Regions from separate parts of the Homo sapiens genome. Here region 2 is linked to region 1. A link is a loop called in an ENCODE intact Hi-C map of the cell type or tissue named here. Cell type or tissue: A673. All regions are shown on one strand. Each heading gives the region's core, and the rest is flanking DNA. Links, peaks and the distances in the headings are about the cores only.

What was found. Peaks named below come from ENCODE experiments on the same cell type or tissue, not always from the same donor. Only the 100,000 strongest peaks of a DNase experiment are listed, where the experiment ranks them.
Region 2: it touches region 1 in a loop (2.4-fold over the local background); 5 of 110 quality-filtered maps call a loop at or near these places.

Annotation. Positions count from the first base shown.
Region 1 is chr16:65,124,544-65,131,275 of GRCh38, forward strand. No RefSeq gene overlaps it. Among named protein-coding and RNA genes, the nearest start is that of CDH11, 5.8 kb to the left of the region's middle. In A673, for the core only: CTCF peaks have their summits at 2,476 and 2,675; a DNase peak (open chromatin) is centred at 1,538; H3K4me3 peaks cover 1,014 bases; H3K27ac peaks cover 1,437 bases.
Region 2 is chr16:65,663,255-65,669,986 of GRCh38, forward strand. No RefSeq gene overlaps it. Among named protein-coding and RNA genes, the nearest start is that of LINC00922, 90 kb to the left of the region's middle. In A673, for the core only: a CTCF peak has its summit at 3,976; DNase peaks (open chromatin) are centred at 1,377 and 3,947; H3K27ac peaks cover 1,471 bases.

The DNA of each region.
Region 1 (6,732 bases), core at 595-5,594:
TCGAATCACAACAGTTGTTTTTATAGACCATCCCTTTAGTAATGGGTGCATCAGCCGATTTTAAAAAGTAAGTTAAAAACTGCTTGATAAGTTTCCACTGACACTACACACCTGAATCAGATGGAACCTAGTGTATAGCAGCAGTCAATAACCCTTTGCACAACCCAGCAAGTTAGGATTCTACTCAAGAGAACAGGAAACATGTTCACACAAAAACACACACCAGAATGTTCATAGCAGCCTTATTTATAATAGCCAAAATCTGGAAACAACACAAATACCCATCAACTGGTGAGCAGATAAACAAAAGAAACAACATAAATACCCATCAGCTGGTGAGTAGATAAAGAAAACAGGGTGTATCCATACCATGGAATATTGTTCAGCAATAAAAGGGGAAGAAATACTGATGTTTGCTACATCACGAATGAACTTCAAAAACATATGCTGAAAGCCAAATGAAAAACAACATATTGTATGATTTTCATTTATATGAAATGGCCATTTATATGAACTGGAAAGGCAAACTTATAGAAACATAAAGCCGTGGTTGCCCAGGGCTGAGGATTTGAACAGGAATTGACTGCAAATAGAACTTGAGGGAATTCTGTTGGGCAATCAAAATGCTCTAAAACTAGATAGTTGTGATGATTGCACAAATCTATAAATTTACTAAAATCATTGAATTGTAACCAAGAAAGAAAAAAAAATCCTTTCATATCTTTATTCCCAGAATATCTGTGACCTGCAGCTAATCCACAAGAGGAAACTTGGCAAAGCAGTTTCAGAGAAAAATATGTTAAAAAAAGATTTTTAGTTCTTATGGAAAGATAACCATATTTCTATTCAGCAAGTTCTATTTTGGCTGCTGCTTTGGAGAACCTTATAAGTTTTAAAGAAAGTTAATTCCCCCCTTTCACTCTTCTAAGTGATTAATTCCTGGGAACTAGAGTTAGGCATTCCAGTTCGTGACATTTTAAACACACCTACTCATAGACACAGTACAAAGTGCACATTTCAGAGGGGATTTTTTTATGACTGTGTTAGGATCTGTCTTAGAAATCCTTATCAAGCACTTGGGTGGAGTATTGTGTGATTACAGTTTAGATTTAAAAAAGTAAAAGAATAGAAAAAAAAAAAAAAAAGAACCCACTGACAGCTTAAATCGAAAGATTCAGTTCAGCCAGCCAGCCAGAAGTTTGGGTGTTTATCTTAACTTGCCTCACCTTTCCTTCACCTTGTTCTTCTTCAAGGGAGGAAGCCAGCCTTCACGGTTGCTCTGGAGCCAGGATTAAACAGCCCCTTCTGCTTCCTGCGGGTTCCAATCCAGAGAGATATGAGGCCCAAATGGGCCTTTTCTTGTCTTTGTCCTTGCCTGCACGAGGCTGTTAATTTCCTGTCAGTTCCTTCATCAAAGGTACCAGGCTGTCATTCCTTTGATGCGCCTCTCCTCAGACTCTGAAGATAGCCAGACCCTGCTGAGTCAGTTCCTTGTTTAGACTTAGAAGTTCCAGGCTCCCCAGGTCTTCTCAAAGCTTCCTGCTCTAGAGGCATCCTTTGGTAAATGGTGTAAAGAGTGATGCAAGATCCAAGCGGGGCGTTAGTTTCATCACATTGCAGTGGGCTCCAACCACGCCTTCCCCAGGCAGAGGAGGAAGTTAAGAAAGATGGAATGGGAATACCATTTCTGAATCAGACACTTCAGGAAGATATTCCCACAGCTGGATCTTTAGAGCAAGGTGGGAGGACCACAGGCCTTTGATCTGTCTGATTCCTGGCTCTGCCACTCCTTAGCGCCATAACTTTGGCTAAAGACTTTATCTCCTTGAGATATGCTTTCCAAATCTATACAATGGGCATTACTATCTGTGCCTAGATTGTGGTGGGGATTCAACATGCTCACATACCTAGAGCCAAAAGCACTAAGCTTGGAGCATAGGCTTCATAAGTGAAAGTTATTAATTACTATTATTAATTATGAGGCCTGATTATTATCACATTTTAAATGACCTGAGCAAGAAAAGAGACATGCTACAATTGTGAATTATAATAATTATAGAGATTAATCTTATCTTAGAACTGGTTATAAAACTGGCCAAGAATATTATGGCAGTTCAAAATTTCTGACACTGTAAATTGTCTAAATAAGGCTTGATTGAGGTCAGGTAGAATGAGATGTGCCAGGCTTGGGGGCTGAGGCTCTGAGTTCATATCTTAGATCCGCCACAAATTCATTGAGTCACCTTGGGAAAGTCATTTCCTTTCTCTGAGCCTCAGTTTCCCTAACTGCAAATAAGAGCTTACCTGAAATGAGCTCTGAAGAAGGTTTTTTCCAGAGTTTAAATCCTGGGCTTTTTAAGTGCTACTCATCATTTCATGTATTGAGACATCACATTGTACCCTATAAATATGTCCAATTTCTATGTATTGATTTGAAAAAATCAGAACATCTCAGAGATGCAATTCTCCTTTCCAACACTAGGAGCAATCAGCCAATCATCTCAGGCTAAGGTCTGACTCCAGGCAGCCCGTCTCTCAAACATACCCTTTTCAACTCTATCAATAACATCTGTCTTTCTCCTTCACTTAAAGTTCCCCAAGGGCAGGGGTGACACTTTTCTGGTTTATTTATGCATCCCTAACATCTAGCATGGTGCCTAACATGACATAAAGCATAGACATACAATATGCATTTTTGAATGAATTAATGTATTTGGGTGAATTAAAACCAATATATTGATCAAATATCATCATAATAATACTATGTTGCGAATGATCCTAGCACTCCTCACTTAGAAGAGCACGCATTTACTATCATAGATCTATGATTTAGCTGGGGTTGCCTGGTCTAAACTAGGCTGGGCTTGGGCGACTCAGCTTGGTTTTCTGCATGTCTCATCCTCCGCCTGGGACTCTCCTGGACATAATCTCATGGTGATAAAAACTGCAGAAGAGGTGAAGCAGAAATATGCATGACCCCTTGAGGCCTAGGCTCAGGACTGGAAGCTATCTCTTCTACTTTAATCTGTTGGCCAAAGCGGCATGATCAGATGGAAAGTTAAGGAGTGGAGAAATATGATCTGCTTTTATAGGGGGAGAAACTTTAGTTGCCTGACAAACAGTAGGGTTACAGGAAGGGGTGAAGTGTTGGGCCACTAATGCAGTATCACACAGGCAGAAACAGGTTTTCATCATCATTTACTCCAGACCATCTTGGATCTTCAGGTCCCCTAGGTTATATCCTATAGTCATTGTGACTACACAAACACACACACACACACACACACACACACACACACACACACACTATAGTGCCCTATATATTCTCTCTCCCTCTCTCTCTTTCTCTCTATATGTATATACATGTATATATCCATAACATAGAACAATATACAATGAGGAAGCAATCATGGCTTAAGACCCAGAAGTAAAATGACTGTCAAACAGAACACAATGGCTTTTCTGGAATACCCTCTCTCTCTCTCTCTCCACATATATATATTATATAGTTATTTTATATATTATATAGTATACTCTCTCTAGTATATATATACTCTCCCTAGTATAATATATGATATTATATATTATATAGTATATATAATTATTTTATATATTATATAGTATACTCTTTATATATATCTCTCTCCACATATATATATGTAGAGAGACAGAATATATATATATAGAATACTATATAATGTATAAAATAATTAAATATTATATATTTATATATATATAAAATAATTACATATTATATATAAATATAAAATAATTACATATTATATATTTATATATAATATATAAAATAATTACATATTATATATTTATATATAATATATAAAATAATTACATATTATATATTTATATATAATAAATAAAATGATTACATCTTATATATTTATATAATATATAAAATAATTACATCTTATATATTTATATAATATATAAAATAATTACATATTATATATTTACATATAACATATAAAATAATTACATATTACATATTTAAATATCATATATAAAATAATTATATATTACATATTTATATATAATATATAAAATAATTACATATTAAATATTTATATATAATATGTAAAATAATTACATATTACATATTTATATATAATATGTAAAATAATTACATATTACATATTTATATATATGTAAAATAATTACATATTACATATTTATATATAATATGTAAAATAATTACATATTACATATTTATATATAATATGTAAAATAATTACATATTACATATTTATATATAATATGTAAAATAATTACATATTACATATTTATATATAATATGTAAAATAATTACATATTACATATTTATATATAATATGTAAAATAATTACATATTACATATTATATATAATATGTAAAATAATTATATATTACATATTATATATAATATGTAAAATAATTACATATTACATATTTATATATAATATGTAAAAGAATTACATATTACATATTTATATATAATATGTAAAATAATTACATATTACATATTTATATATAATATGTAAAATAATTACATATTTATATATAATATGTAAAATAATTACATATTACATATTTATATATAATATATAAAATAATTACATATTACATATTTATATACAATATATAAAATAATTATATATTACACATTCTTATACAATATATAAAATAATTAGATATTACATATTCTTATACAATATATAAAATAGATATATATTCTTATACAATATATAAAATTAGATATTATATGTTCTTATACAATATATAAAATAATTAGATATTATATATTCTTATGCAATATATAAAATAATTAGATATTATATATTCTTATACAATATATAAACTAATTAGATATTATATATTCTTATGCAATATATAAAATTAGATATTACATATATTTTATATAATATATAAAATAATTATACATTACATATTTTTATATAATATATAAAATAATTATTACATATTTTATATATAATATAATTGTATATGTTATATAATTATACTATATATAATTCTATATATAATTATATTATATATAATTCTATATATAATTATATATAACTATATAATTATATATAATATGTAATATAATATATTATATATGATAATATATTTTATATATATATAATTTTATATATGGTGACCTATATAATATATGAAACCTATATAGTATACAGACGTGTTTAGCTACAGTTTCTGGCTCATAACTGGCATAGCCCTTGTTATAATGTTGTGGCTTTTTAGGCCTAAGAATCAGGCCTCAGAAAACAGTGTCTCTCCCTCTAACCTTCCCCTGTCTCCTTTCATCTGCCCAAGGCTGGACTCTAATCTGACTATGGGTCATAAGACCCTCATACCAGAGGGAGTCCTGACCCATACCCAGGAGAAAGGAATACTGCATAGAAAAGCCAAGAAGAATCTGGACAGGCCTTACTGGGTTTAGATCATAACCTTTCAGTCAAATCACATCTCTATATGGTTGTCAATCATGCGTATCCAATGAGGTCTCAATAAAAGGTCCAAGAGGACAGAATTTGGGGATCTTCCAGATAGGTGAACTTGTGGAGGTTCCTGAAGCATGGGACACCTGGGAGGGACATAGAAGCTCTGTACCCTGTTTCCCATACCTCACCTTATGCATCTCTTCATCTGTATCCCTAGTAATATCCTTTATAACAAATCAGAAAATTTAAGTAAATTTTGCCCCTTGATCACTCAAGCTTTCTTGCTTTTCAGACAAGTTTCCAGGTTCGAGACCTTTGCACTTGCTCTTCCTATTGTCTGGAATACCCTTTCCCTGTTCATTCCTATGGCTTGCTTCTTCATTTTGCCTGTTTAAAGGTGATGTCCCAGGGTGTCTCATGAACAGAAACACCCACTCGGCACTCCAATCCCCTTCCGATCATCTTCAGCCTATCCCTGTAAACTGTGTTATTCTCGTTCATAACACATACACTTGAAATTGTATTGTATGTTTTTATTTACTTATTTTTTGGTTGCCTCACCCGAGTAGAATACAAGCCTCAAGAGAGCAAAGCATAAGATCTCTCTCATACCTTCCTGGATCTCAAGCATCTAACACAGTACCAGGCATTTGGTGGGCACTCAGTAAATATTTATGGATTGAATACATGAAGAATAAATGCATTAATAATGCTAAGTGAATGAATGACTCCCAAAACCAGAAGCAGATGGATCCTCTGCTTGAATCTAAACATGATGCAAGTGTTCCTGTTTACAAAGTGAACTTAGTGATGCCAATTATTCACAATACAAAAATAATTCTTCAGTTTACCAAAGATTTCACTTGGAAGCTAGTTAAAATAACTCGTTCCTTTAGTGCTTTAAAAAATACAATCCAATTTACAAAATGATGGTATATGGGCAACTTTTCTAGACTATATGAATTTCCTAAAAACGAAGTATTCAGCTTTGCCTAATGACAATTCTGCTTCTGATCTCTGATTCCAGTTTGTTTGCTGTATGGACTAAGAGATTGGCTTATTAAAACACCTCACCGAAGGCTATTTCAATGTTCTTATGTGTGGACATTTACATCTTTTATAAACTTGCGAATAGGTGCATTTACATGTGTTGGCTCTCCAGGAGAACCACGGCAAATGTATTCAAGATTCATACTGGCTTGCTTTGCAAATAGTCTACAATTTGGACAACAGGATTTAAGAAAGCCCCAGGTCTGTGTTCCAATTTTCATGTCCA
Region 2 (6,732 bases), core at 978-5,977, 540 kb after region 1:
GCTTTAACCCGGGAAGCGGAGGTGGCAGTGAGGGGAGATCGCACCACTACACTACACTCCAGCCTGGGAGATAGAGCGAGACTCCATCTCAAAAAAAAAAAAAAAAAAAAAAAAAATCTGCTGGGGTCCATGGGTGGGCTTCAGAGGGTCTGTGAACCCTGCACCACAAAATGCAAAATCTATGTGGGAGTTATATTTACAGAGGAGTAGATCCCTCAGAGTTTCATCAGATGTTCAGAGGTAGGCAGAGCTAAAAACGCTACAAACTACTGCTTCTCTCAATCCTCCCCTTCAGCGGAAACTATTCTAACATCTCTCCTTCTCCAACCAACAGCCTTTGCTCCTTCCTGTTGTGGCCCCTCTTGCTAAAATGGCTGGTCATTGTCACCATCCTACTTCCTCCCTCCTCAAAATCCTGCCATCGCCACCATCCCCCTAAAACTCCCTTCCCAGGGTAACTGTTGGCCTTCTAAGATCCACCTATTTTTCTTAGCATCTTTCCAGCATCAGCCCCTGTTTGCAACTGCACTGAATCCCTGATCCCTTTGGCTTCTGTAATCCGTGATGTTGCCCTTCCAGACCACTGCCAGGCAAGCACTCCTTGCATCTCTCCTGGGCTCAGTCCTCTTCCTGCCCCACTCATATGGCATGGTGTTCCCAGGCCACCCCTCCAGCCCCTCTAGACTGAGGGTACTTGTGTTTAACACCCGCTTGGAATTCTTCTTGATGACTCAGACCCATGTAGGCAACTACCTCCTGGATTTCACAGAGATCCCTGAAATTCAACATTCAAGAACAAACTCAGTCATTTCCTACCCCATCTCATGCAGCTGAAATAACTATAAACCTAGTTGCCACCGCAGGAAACTTTCTCCTGAACTTCTCCCTCCATCCCTGATATCCTACAGGACCACACATTCTGAGGCTTGGAGATTTCCTGCTGAGTGGAGGTGACTGGAGAGAGGAAAAGTCTATCAGGGCAATCCTGAGGTCAAGGTGCCCTTGGAGAAGCAATGTTTTGGAGGGAACTCTGTATTGGAGTGGAGGTTCCGCAATGCACAAGGAACATAAAAGGGTGTGAGGGGAGGGGTTGTTTAGGTCACAGGAAGGACATGAAAGCTGTGGGTCCAAGAAGACTTGCCCTTTAAGTGGTGGTGGTGATGAGTTGGGCCAAGGGCAGACTGGGATGTGGAGAAGGATGTAGATGGGATAAAATGAAGTCCAGGGTCAAAGTGGAATGTGGGTGCAAGGTGTCTGTAGTGCTGCCACGGTGGTATTGCTCCTCCCCCAACAATTCCCAACCCCTGGTTTCCTGCCAAAGTCTAAATCTCAGTGGGTGAGCTAGTAGGGGGATGAGAAAATGACACTTGTCAAGGGATGCAATCCCATAATAGCACAGCAACCACCAGAGCTTAAAGAAGGGCCCTTTGGGACAGAGCGAAGACAGAAGGCAGTCGCAGGGGAGGAATGACAGGAACAGGATAGAGTTTCTTGATCTATAGCAGTTAATATCTGTTGAAGAAGGTCTTCCTTTATGACTGCATTGATCAAATGATGATGAGATAATGGCTACTGTGATAAAAAATCAAAGGAGAAGACTTCTTTATGTAGCACTTGCTTAGGCTCAGTGTAGCTTTAAGCTCTAATAACTTCAGAGAGATAAATGCCATAAATAAACAAAAACAGTATTTGAAATTATATTTCTTTTTTTTTTAACATTGATTTGGTTCTGTGAATTTTAAAAAACAAGTCTTTAAATTTTTTTCAGCCCCTCTGACTGAGCATAGCAAATATTGACTGAAACAAAAAGAACTCTTTTTTATTTTTTGAGGTGGATTTTCGCTCTTGTCACTCAGGCTGAAGTTCAATGGCACGAACTTGGCTCACTGCAACTTCTGCCTCCCGGGCTCAAGCTATTCTCCTGTCTCAGTCTCCCAAGTAGTTGGCATTACAGGCACGTGCCACCACACCCGGCAATTTGTGTGTGTGTGTGTGTGTGTTTTTAATAGAGATGGGGTTTCACCATGTCGGTCAGGCTGGTCTCAAACTCCTGACCTCAGGTGACCCACCCACCTCAGCCTCCCAAAGTGCTGGGATTACAGGCGTGGGCCTCTGTGCCCAGCGTGAAACAAAAATTAAAATGAAAGATTTATAAATGCACAAAACGAAAGATTTTTAGAAAAGGGTAATACTTCAACTTTCAAATGATGTGTTTTTGTTAAGTGTATAGCATGGGTGCTTCTGAAATTATTAAAAATCAAAATTACACTCAAGCTTTGGGAAGACTTTTTATTTAAAAAAAAATCATAATATTCAATCTTCATAGTAGCTCCCTAAAGGTAGGTATTACTATAACCCTCTTTTACAGACAAAAATCCAGAGTTTGAGTGAGGTTAGGAGACCTGCCAAAGTTGCTTAGGGAGGGATTCTGGAGCTGAGTTACCGCCTCTTGTGACCAAAATGTAATGTAGCCTAACGAGAGATTTGGGAATGATGCCTCCAGCTCATGGGCTGGCCAAGTAGTTGCCTTATAAAATAGTGAGGAGTCTTCCTGACAGAACACGTGTGGACAGAATGCAAACTAGAGGAAAGTAGCAAGTTGGCCTGGGGGAAGATTATCTCACAGAGGACCCCTCCAGGGTGCAGCCAGAGACAGTGGTGGGCCAGGATGGGAGGGGACTGAGCTGGGTTGTTTATCTTTGTCCATATGGGCTGCTGGTGATGTTTACATAGACTGCATGGAGCTCTTTGGGTCAGCTTTAACTGGGGGTATGCAGACTAGATGGGGAAGAACGAAGGGAGGGTACAAAGAAACCCGAAGGGAGATCTGGGCATTGCAGGAGCACAAATGGATGAGAAATGTGAGACCGGGTGAGATGCAAGCTATGCGTAGCTGCTCAAATATTAATCAACAATATATTTTAATGACATCAAACACCAGTGAGCATTTGAAGAAACATGAAGGGCTTTGGATACTTGAATAATGGCATTGTCACTTTGAGATTTTATGGTCTCATCTTTGGCAAGAGCTACAGCAAAACCCTAAGCAAATAGTCAGGGTGCTGGGCGTGAGCTTTGGAATGTGAGTCAGCAGCGGCTCAACAGGTCCCTCATAATAACAAAGCATCTGCCTCTCCCAAAGTCACCTGGTTTCTTAGGATCATAGCACATCTGCAAAGCCCACAGCTAAATGGCCTCTTCTGTCGGTACAGGGTCAGGCCTGGGCTCAGAGAGCCCCATGGAGCTCTGCTCATACATTAGCTGCTGTGTGACCTTGGGCTCAGGACAGAACCACTGGAACTCAGTTTTGAAATCTGTAAAGTGGGATGGCTCTAGGTTCATGGTAAATGTCAAGGAGGTACGAGTGATAGAGCCCACACAGGCCCAGGCACCTGGTGAGCTGGGGTAAAGCAGCTCTAGAACATTATTACCGTGCCCAGCTATTGCTCATCTTGGCCACCTGCGGCTGCGGCTCAAGAAGAACAGCGAGGCATCCAGCCACACAGTTCACCGTAGGTGGGCTGGCCTGTAGCCCAGGTCTCAGAGAGTCAGACCAGTTGTTTTTCCCTCAGCTGTAAGCAGAATTCTCCCAGAAGGACCAGCCAGCCCTGGGTTGAGCAGAGGAGACTTGGCTTATTCCTTGTACGATCTGGGAGGATTACTCCTCATCCTAGGAAGATAAAAAAGGCATGAAATGCCTTTACTAGACTATTTACTAGACTCAGGGTATAGTAAAGCTGTTAACATCGAGATGAACAGAAACAAGAGTTAGGCGGCTGCCTTCTAAAGCTGACCCAAGACAGCAAGCGTGGCCACAGGTAATTAAAAGAAAGAAATACATCGCCCTTTACACACCCACAGTGTTCAGAGGGCTTTTATCAGCAATGCTTTTGTCCTCCAAGAAGAGGCCCTAAGGAGAGGCTAAGAACTGTAAGTAAGTTCATCACACAGAGTCACTAGGCCCCTCAGTGGCCACTGTGAGATAAGCAAGCCAAGACTTGCTGTGCCTAACTCCCAGGGCCTCATCTGTGCTCTACAGAGCTACCTCTATGGCGATTATCAGGTCAGAGAGACACAAAGACCCCAGCCCAGGGCACCTGAAGGCCATTTCCAGTCTAACCTTCCTGATAGGAGAAAGTCAGTGAGCAGCACACCTGGGAGGAAAGGAATGGCAGGTCAGGGAGGCTCGTGGCTTCTGGCCTCCATTTCCACATCAGAAAGCCTGAGGTAGCAATGATCGCTGCCTAATAGGCAGGGCCGACATGGACAGTTGCTCAAGCAGTGCACTGCACCTGTCCTCCTGGAGGTGCCACATGTGCCAGGCACCCCTGGAGCTGAACAGTGTTTGACCTGTCAAACAGTGGTTCGACCAATCTCAGTAAGAATCTCATGAGATTTTGTTAAACCACTTTGGAAAAAGTCAAAAACTATGCAACGATTAGCCATCATCACAATAGTTACCAAAAAAAAAGTTTTACAATTACCCTCTCTACACTGACCATCTCTTTGTGGGGCCTTAACCTCTGTAGCACTTTCTCTACTGTCCAACTGGCAATAGCAACAAGAAAAAACACACACGATATTTAAACACAAATATTAATCACTGCCCCCCAAGACTCTTCTGTTATAATTCAGTATTTCTCAAATTTCCATGTATATGTGAATCATCTGAATTTTTTTTAATGGGATTCTGATGAAGAGAGGTAGATTTAGGAAGTAAAAGAGGGGTGCTGAGATGCTGCATTTCTGACAGGTGCCATGGGCCTTGCTATGGTGAGGCTGTTGCTGCTGCTCTGTGGACCACACTTGGAGAAGAAAGCCTGTGACTCCCGCAGCACCTAATGTTAGCATAAGGGATGTTTGTTTTTCCTTGGTTTTTTGAGGACCAGTAGAAATGAAGGGCCAACAAACTAAAGCCTGCAGCCCAAATCCAGCCTGCTGCCTCACTTAGTAAATAAAATTTTATCAGAACACAGCCACACCTACTATTTACATATTGTCTCTGGCTGTTTTGTTGCTGTCATAACGGGGTCGAGTGGTTGTGACAGAGACTGTGTTGCCTACAAAGCTGGAGATATTTACTACCTAGTCCTTTAAGAAGAGGCTAGATGACCAAGCAGTTAAGGTGAGACCAACTTGTATTGAGTGGGGGTAGGAGTCAGAGGGAGAGAGACAGGAAAGAGAAACACATTGAATCTGAAATCAAACACACTTCATCAAACACACTTCATCACATGGTGCTTTCAACCTCAACACCCTGCCAACTGACTTTCAGCTTGGCTATCAGGGAGGCTTCATTTCTGAGGAGAGTTCATTGGTTTATTTGTTTGTTTTAATTTGTATAGATTTAGAGGGTAAAACTGCAGTTTCTTACATGGATATATTGAATAGTGTGAGGTCTGGGCTTTTAGTGTAGCAATCACCCAAATAGTGTACATTGTATCTATTAAGTAATTTCTCATCCCTTATTCCCATCCCACCCTTCTGAGTCTCCAATGTGCATTATTCCACAATGTATGTTCCTGTGTACACATTGTTTAAAGTGAAAACATGTAGTATTTGATTTCCTAAGTTATTTCACTTAAGACAGTGGTCTCCAGGTCCATCTCTGTTATTGCAAAATACATGATTTTATTCTTTTATGGCTGAATAGTGTTTCATTTTGTGTGTGTGTGTGTGTGTACCACATTTTCTTTATCCAATCATCTGTTGATGGACACTTAGACTGATTTCACATCTTTGCTATTGTGAATAGTGCTGTGATAAACATGAGTGCAAGTATCTTTTTAATATAATGATTTCTTTTCCTTTGGGTAGACACCCAGTAGTGGAGTTGCTGAATCAAACGATAGTTCTATGTTTAGCTCTTTGAGAAATCTCGATACCGTTTTCCATAGAGTTTTACTAATTGTGCTAATTTACATTTCCACCAACAATGTATAAGCGTTTCCTTTTCTCTGCATCTTCACCAACATTTGTTATTCTTTGACTTCTTAATACTAGCCATTCTGACTGATTTAAGATGGTATCTCACTGTGTTTTAATTTGCTTTTCCCTGATTATTAGTGATATCGAGCATTTTTTCATATGCTTGTTGGTGACTTGTATGTCTTCTTTTGAATAAAGGTCTGTTCCTGTCTTTTGCCCACTTTTTAATGAGGTTATTTGTGTTTTGTTGTTGAGTTGTTTAAGTTCCTTGTAGATTCTGGAGAGCTTATTTTTGTTAGTCATCTTTGCAGAGAGATGGTAGATTAGACCTCCTTAGGTTTCTCTGTTGGCAGAAAAAACAGATATATTCCAGAAAGCCATGTAGAGTCCATCTTGGCCTCCAATATAGAGATGTGTCATAATTGGCAGAAGCCAGCATCTTCGCAGGTAACATGATAGGATTCAGATTATTCAGTCCAAGATGTTCTGAGAAATGCAGCTGGCCCAAGCTGAGTCCAGACATGTGGCCAAGAAGTCCCTCAGAGATCCAGTTCATTCTGACACCTGGCTACCAAGTGAAGGATCCAATGTTAAGAAGTTGGCCATCAATAACTACAAAAACCACTTGTGGTTATTTCAGTATTCCTAAAATACGTGGGTTTTTTTGTTTGTTGGTTTTTTTTTTGACCCTGTAGGCTCCCAGAGCCAGGCTATAAGTTAAAGGTCATCCACTCTGCTCCCACCATGCTCCCAACTATCAACAACAGTTGCCTCAACCATGGTTTTGACCGGGTGATTTCAGCC